Linked DNA regions of Homo sapiens: region 1 is linked to region 2. A link is an interaction called in ENCODE POLR2A ChIA-PET data of the cell type or tissue named here. Cell type or tissue: MCF 10A. All regions are shown on one strand.

What was found. Peaks named below come from ENCODE experiments on the same cell type or tissue, not always from the same donor. Only the 100,000 strongest peaks of a DNase experiment are listed, where the experiment ranks them.
Region 1: POLR2A ChIA-PET joins it to region 2 with 7 read pairs; 10 of 35 experiments call an interaction of 5 or more read pairs at or near these places.

The regions. Positions count from the first base shown.
Region 1 is chr18:3,455,009-3,459,008 of GRCh38, forward strand. TGIF1 (TGFB induced factor homeobox 1) reads left to right here. Exons shown (of 3, transcript NM_003244.4): 2 at 1,346-1,572; 3 at 2,357-4,000. The coding sequence ends at 2,932. Among named protein-coding and RNA genes, the nearest start is that of TGIF1, 6.8 kb to the left of the region's middle. RefSeq lists enhancers at 209-828, 2,610-3,170. In MCF 10A, no CTCF peak of the experiment used is centred here; no DNase peak of the experiment used is centred here.
Region 2 is chr18:3,344,578-3,348,577 of GRCh38, forward strand. LINC01895 (long intergenic non-protein coding RNA 1895) reads right to left here. Exons shown (of 3, transcript NR_146506.1): 2 at 3,556-3,673; 3 at 3,126-3,411. Among named protein-coding and RNA genes, the nearest start is that of LINC01895, 4.0 kb to the right of the region's middle. In MCF 10A, no CTCF peak of the experiment used is centred here; DNase peaks (open chromatin) are centred at 1,054, 1,624 and 2,084.

The DNA of each region.
Region 1 (4,000 bases), 110 kb after region 2:
GCTCAATTAAGGTCAAGTCATATTTTCAACCAAAATTACATACTACAGAGGAAAGAAAGCATACAAAGCTAAAAATGCTTACCTTTACATTTTTGTTATTTTAATTACTTCCCCTAATATAGAAGTACTGATTTTTTTCAAGCATGCCATTGTTTGTAATTCATTTCTGTTTTTAAGATTCTAGATTGTCTACAAGCAAAAGAATGTATTTCTTTAGTCATTCGGAGTAGCCTGCTGTAGTTTTTGAAAGGTGGAATTAATAGCGTTTGTTATTTAATTTTTTTTAAGTTCAGAATGATGTTTAAATATCTGTAAAGGCCAGTTCTGGAGCTTTATTGAACCCCGTCCATCTGTGATTTAAATATTCTCTATGGCTTGTGAATTCTTAAAATTTCTGGCAGGATTAAAGTACTTACAGCCAAAAGAGCTTCCTCTGGGGCTTGCATATTCAGTTTCCTTTGTCATGTAATCATTTAAGACTGAACTCTGCTTATTGATATGTAGTATTCTATTCTAGGTTGAGCTCAAACTGGTAGCTGAAATTTAGGAGACATTTTTAATTCATTTAGTATTAGGCATCTTTTGACCTTACTAAAGTACCAGTAGTAGAAAAATATTTTTGTGTGATGAAACTGAAAACATCAGTGGTCGTATTTAATAAAAGGTGACTAGTACTGCCCATTTAAAGTAGGTGTCTAACTTTGAATAAATGTGGATAGCAATGAATAAGAAATGACCATGCATGGTGTTAGCAGAAAATTTTAACATGTGTTTTACCTTTAGAATACTAACTGGGTTCAGCGTAGTATGTAATTTTCCTTCCTTATATCCATGAAAAAAAATGTACGAGTGCTCCCTTTCATTTCAAACCTTCAGTAGAGGAAGGAGGAAGAGTAGCATTTAAAATGTACATTAGGACTGGTTAGGTTGCTTTTCCTAGTTAGCACTGATCTTAGAAAGAAGGTTGGTAGGCATATTCCAACTGCCACAGCACCCTTCCTGTTTCAAATGTGGCAGGTTATTCATTTTGGGTGCAGTTTGTCTCCTCCAATGATTAGACGAAAGAGTTTTCTGACCATCATTCAAAAGGAATGTGAGAAGTTAATGAATCCTAGAGGAAAGCGGCTGAGAAAAGGCATCTGGCATTTGGTTGAGAGCCTCCTATGTGGTGCTAGTCAAACTACTTTTACTTGGACCCTGAATTCAGGACAGAAAACACTGCTCCTTCTCCTCGCTCTCAGTTGTTGGGAAAGCATGGTTACATTGAATGGTCAGCGTTAAGTGAGCTTTGCAATAGTTGCTGTGCTTATAAAGCAACTGACAACTGGCCCTTGTCCTTTCCTAGGTATTGTTGCAGCATCTGGCAGTGAGACTGAGGATGAGGACAGCATGGACATTCCCTTGGACCTTTCTTCATCCGCTGGCTCAGGCAAGAGAAGGAGAAGGGGCAACCTACCCAAGGAGTCTGTGCAGATTCTTCGGGATTGGCTGTATGAGCACCGTTACAATGCCTATCCTTCAGAGCAAGAAAAAGCGTTGCTGTCCCAGCAAACACACCTGTCTACGCTACAGGTAAAGAAAGAGAGCGTGAGGTTTATGGATGCATTTTTAGTTTCAAAGTCATTTTATGGCATTCCTGTGTGTCAAGTCATTAAGCTCCTTGCCACTCAAAGACAGAAGGAATATCTTTTTATTGTAAACTTGATAGTGTTAAAAGCTAATAACTAGCTATTTAGAGAACACAGAAACACTTGACAGTCATCTATCAGATAGCATTTCCTTTAATGCCTAAAAGAACCTTCCTTTATGCAACAGACATTAAAAGGAGGTTAAACCTTACTCTATTGTCCAGGAAACTGGTTTGATATTTAAACAAGGACGACTTCAGTGAGGTAATTCATGTTATGTCTGTTGACACAGTCATTTGAACTGGGAAAAATCAGTTACTGGGAGGAGTGGCCCTTTTCATAAGGAGAGGTTTTCCTGTAGTTGATTAACTTAAATGTTGGGGCAGTAGGTGATAGGTTAAAATGGGGAGAGTTAAAAAGTAAACCTCTCTCTCAAATCATTTTTAAGCATTTGAGATTGTATGTCTTTTTCTTCGTCCTGAAAAGGTTTAAGTATGAAGAGACAAAAAAGGAAATTTGTATTAGAAACTAGAAGGCTTATGACAGGTGGTAGCTTGCTTTCTTGGCGGAGCTCAGATACCTTGAAATAACATTGTAAATTCAGATAAGGCTTTTCATGCTTTCTTTAATTCAGAGAGCAAGATCAATTAGGTACCCCATAGAACATTCTCAGAACCCGTTGGCTGAGTGAATGAGGAAAATGTTAAAGCGTACCGATATGATTTCAGGTCTGTAACTGGTTCATCAACGCCCGCCGCAGGCTCCTCCCTGACATGCTGAGAAAGGATGGCAAAGATCCAAATCAGTTCACAATTTCCCGCCGTGGGGCCAAGATTTCTGAAACGAGCTCTGTGGAGTCCGTGATGGGCATCAAAAACTTCATGCCAGCTCTAGAGGAGACCCCATTTCATTCCTGTACAGCTGGGCCAAACCCAACCCTAGGGAGGCCACTGTCTCCTAAGCCGTCATCCCCGGGATCAGTTTTGGCTCGTCCATCAGTGATCTGCCATACCACTGTGACTGCATTGAAAGATGTCCCTTTCTCTCTCTGCCAGTCGGTCGGTGTGGGACAAAACACAGATATACAGCAGATAGCGGCCAAAAACTTCACAGACACCTCTCTCATGTACCCAGAGGACACTTGTAAATCTGGACCAAGTACGAATACACAGAGTGGTCTTTTCAACACTCCTCCCCCTACTCCACCGGACCTCAACCAGGACTTCAGTGGATTTCAGCTTCTAGTGGATGTTGCACTCAAACGGGCTGCAGAGATGGAGCTTCAGGCAAAACTTACAGCTTAACCCATTTTCAAGCAAAACAGTTCTCAGAAATGTCATGATTGCCGGGGTGAAGGCAAGAGATGAATTGCATTATTTTATATATTTTTTATTAATATTTGCACATGGGATTGCTAAAACAGCTTCCTGTTACTGAGATGTCTTCAATGGAATACAGTCATTCCAAGAACTATAAACTTAAAGCTACTGTAGAAACAAAGGGTTTTCTTTTTTAAATGTTTCTTGGTAGATTATTCATAATGTGAGATGGTTCCCAATATCATGTGATTTTTTTTTTCCTCCCCTTCCCTTTTTTTGTTATTTTTTCAGACTGTGCAATACTTAGAGAACCTATAGCATCTTCTCATTCCCATGTGGAACAGGATGCCCACATACTGTCTAATTAATAAATTTTCCATTTTTTTTCAAACAAGTATGAATCTAGTTGGTTGATGCCTTTTTTTTCATGACATAATAAAGTATTTTCTTTAAAAATTGTTGTAATTCAGAGTATTTCTGTTGAGGGAGGTGCTTCTTAAAAATAAGTAGGAATATAGCACCCCAGTGAGCAGGAAGCTGGGGGGGTAGGGTGCAGTGTTAGGGGGTGTCACCAGCTCTTTGAAAACCTGTGGACAACAAGCCAGTTTGCATAAACAGGATGTGTGATATTTACTCTTGATAGGAGGCATAGCAGGCCCTTAGAGCTTTACTTAAACTGCATGGCAAATTGAAATGAATCATTTTAGTGTTTAGCTAGCCACTAAATCCCTTGCTGATCTGTCCTGCGTAGTTTAAAACGTGGCCATGTTATAAAGAAAAGTCTTGAAGCATCCGGTTATTGCTGAGTTTTCAGAAGAAAACAACGCAAGCAATCTCTTGCCCTTTTTCCACGTTACCCTTTAAAATAACCTTTGTTCAGTGGTACATTTAGTTAAGGCATTTGTATTCAAATGTAGCATAGTATTTGCAGAGAAATTACCTTTTAAAACATCTCAAAAGTGTTTTCTAAAATGATGAAATAAACGGTGGGGTTCTGTCTATGGTGGGATTGTCAGTTTATTAGGTGAGTATTTTCCAAGGTCTCAGTTTGTG
Region 2 (4,000 bases):
AAAGAAAAAGAGGAAAAGGAAAACTAGGCAGGTGGTGGCTGAAAGCAGCCCCTTCTGTGCACAGATCCAGCCTAAGAGACCACCTGCCAGGGCACAGGCCAGTTCAAAGGCCAAGCATGATCCTAGGACAGGAGGACTGATGAGTCCATCCTAAGCTGTATCTGTAGGAAGAGCAAATGTACCACTGGAGGCATCAGACTAGAGAAAGAGGTAGGGGACCTAAAGGGTATTGGTATTTGTTTATTGCCTGTCTTTCATCTCTCTCATAATCTCTCTCCTACAGTATAATCTCCACAAGATTACAGAATAGGCACCTAATAAATATTCATTTAAAAATAAAAGATGTTAGCATCTCTATAGCAGTGATGTTCACACATTGTTTTGGAAAGCAGTCACTGTAAGAAACACATTTTTTTTTCACATAGGACCCAATACTTCTATCAGTCTCTCTATCTATCTCTCTATCTATCTATCTAAATTAAAACGGGTTTCATGAAACAAATCCTACTCTTGCTAGGTATGATGCTTTCTGTTATTTTAATCTTCTATTTATTTATTTTAAAAATTCTGACCCTGACCTACTCAACTCATTTAGCAACCTCACAAGGCAGGAGGGAGGCCCCACTGGTCGGTGTGATGGGATCACCTGAGCTGGAAATGGAGGTTCCAGCTGAATCGGAAATTCGTTCTGATTTCACGCTCTGCAGGAAGGCTTCGTATTTTAACAGGATTTCCTCATGGATTTGCCTTCAGGGAATGAATGTGCTCATCAGCAAACATGAGTATCTGCCTTGTTAATACTTCTATCAATTAATTGATAGTATATAGCAATTAATCAATCAATTGATATTCTATTTTATATACCACTCTCTTGTGAATTTGATTAATGTGAGTCAGAATCTGAGAAACTATTCACCTCTGGATGCCCTGACAAGGTCATAATTCTACAAAGAACGGACCCCAGACTGGACAGAGAATAGGCCAGCTCTGTGATGATTTAATGAAACACTCCCTTTCGGAGAGTCTAATGCTTGGAGCAGTTTGGAAAGACACCAGAGATCTTTTTGGATGCTGTCACTAATTTTAGACTTGATTGTGAAATCATTTGTAAACCTGTGGAAGCCTCTCTGCTTACCCAAATAAGGATGTTTTATAGAGATGACAGACTTCAAGTTTGTTTAATAAAACTCTCTTATAGCCCTTGTCCTTTGGTAATAACAACAGAATCATTTTCAGAGAATTAATAGTTAGCACACATGAATATCATATAGTGGAACATGCTTTCTTGCCCTTGGAGACTATATAATAAATACAACCTCCAGGGCAAACTAAACCTAAACAATATGCTCACATAAGCATGTGCTTATTTAATCATGCATTGCGTTTGGATAGGGTTTTATGGTCTCCACATGTGTGCAGGCTCACTTGTTCTTTAGGAAGTTAGGATGGGTGGTGTTATAACTGTGATTCTGAAGATTTAAAATAATCCAACAAGGTCACATGCTCAGTAATAGAAGAACTAGGCTTCTTGCTGGCAGGTCAGCTCTCTTCCTGTGGTTTCACAATAACATTTGAATACAACAATTCTCTTCTGCAGGGCTCCAGCCTCTGTGATGTCCAACATGCTTATGAGCAGGTTCCAACATGCTGCAGCTCTATTTCCAAGCCTACTCATCCTTCCAACTTACACCTCATATGGTGCACATGGAAAAGACATAAATTTGGCTAACTTTGTGCAATGCAGGAGGGGCTATGTACACTTCCCACTCTCGAAACTATCCTCTTGACTCTCATGGCTAGAGAAAGCCATCTGATCCCAAGAGTTATCTAGATCCAGTATCTGGAGGGTAATTCAAATCAGAACCAATAAACAACAAAAGGAGGTAATCAGGAACGAATGCACACCACGGAATGAGCATGATGTACAGCTGACCACACAGTTTATATAAACATGCGGCACACTGCAAAAAATATAGAGTGAGTTTCTTGGACCAGCTTCCAATTTGTCTTCACTAAAACGTAATGAAAGTATGGGACTTCGAATACATTAAGTTAGTCACTCTTAACGCCTGGAGCTTTTCAAAACCATCCATACTCAGACTTCACTCCAGTTGGATGCCCACGCCATTCTAAAGGTCTGATAAGTGACTATTCCTGCTGTTTAAAACAGGCATTGGCCGGGCACGGTGGTTCATGTCTGTAATCTCAGTGCTTTGGGAGGCCAGGGCAGGAAGATCACTTGAGTCCAGGAGTTGAGCCCAGCCTGGGCAACATAGTGAGAACCCACCTCTTCAAAACACAGAAAAATTAGCTACTTGAGAGGCTGAGGCAGGAGGGTAGCTTGAGCCTGGGAGGTAGAGGCTGCAGTGAGCCGTGATTGTGCCACTGCACTCTAGCCTGTATCAAAAAACAAAAATTAAACTAAAAAAAGGAAAAAAATAAAGCAGGCATTAGTACCAAATATTTGCATAAGGCTCTTTTCCTAATTTAGTGCTTCAGTGTTTTGGCCATTTCTCGACATTATCTACATTTCATTAATCCTGAAGTTTCCCACTTCTCTCTATATACCTATTGAAACACAACAGCACAGTGGTCTTTTATCTTAGTGCGTGATTGTTGAGTCCTCAGATTTAATTGTTGTTAGTTGCTTGGTGATAATATCATGGAGGTGAGAAAAGAAGAGGCAGCTGGGTAATCAGCTTTGCAGGCAAAACAGGATAAATTCCAGGGGCCCTGCCTCCAAGTAGCCACACTGGACCTGTGTGTTCACTCAGAACAGCTCCAAAACCCCTAGTACTTCTGTGTCACCCATTTCCCTACAGTTCCCAGAGAGGCAATCCCATTCAAAAGCATGCAACCCCTCCCAAATCCTTCTTTGTGACTTACAAAAAAATTCCCAGATTTTCTTTTAAGTATTCATCCCTGATGATAAACAATCTATAGTTTTCCCAAAAAGAATGCCCCCATTCTCTGCAGTCACTTGAGGGTTATTAACATGTTCCTTTACAAATCCTATAGACCAAGTGGATTAGCTATAGCCACTTCACAGTTGAGGTCACTGAGGTCTAGAGAGAAGAGGGAACATGCCCAGCATGCAAGGCGCGATCCACTGATGGGCTAACAGATTCACTGAGTGCTGTTTATTAATTGATGCAATTCTTACAATAGCAACATTATCCTCATTTTATACATGTGGAAAGAGAGGCACAGAGAAGTTGAGTCACTGCATTTGGACCCGCAGGTAATAGGTGGCAGTGTGGCCACACACCAGAGCCCTTGCCTGGATTACCATTCTGGGTGTGGAGCCGGGAGTATTCCTGGAGGCTGAAGGAAAGGATCCAGACTCAGTCTGCGGAAAGGCTCTGAGTCCTGGCTGCTCCAACATGACCCTTCTCTCCTGCTCACATATTCCTGAAGGAAAACATGGGACTCTGTGATGTTTAATACAATAAAGAATGGGGCTTTTGACTGCAAACCTCTCTAAGGAATGATCATCCAGTAAAGGGTATGCAAAACAGAATTATTAAATAAAGAGGTAGAATGACTTTAACCTACCAATCCCTTCCCCAAGACTGAAAGTGGAGAAAAAGAGACAGGGGCTGCTTGTTTAATTGTATTTCTAGAGAGCAGGCTCTGATAACCACTTGCTCCTGCCATCTTGGTAAGTAGATTCCTGTACAGAAGAGAAAGAGAGTCATCAAATCCAAATAACTTCAAGCCAGCTCCCAAAGCAAGCCTGGCAAATTGCTCAGCTGACAGCAGGTAAGAGGACTTCCAGGGAGAGGAGCTCAGAGGGCACCTCCCAGCTGGGGCTGCTGGAGTTGGCAAACAGAAATGCCTGACACCCAGCGGAATTTGAATTTCAGATAAACACTGAATAATGTTTGTGTCTAAGTATGTCCCTGTTGTTTAGCAATTCAAATTTAGTGGGGCATCCTGTATTTTATCTGGCAACCCTAATCCCAACACTAAAAAGATAATAAGTACATGGTATAGTTTC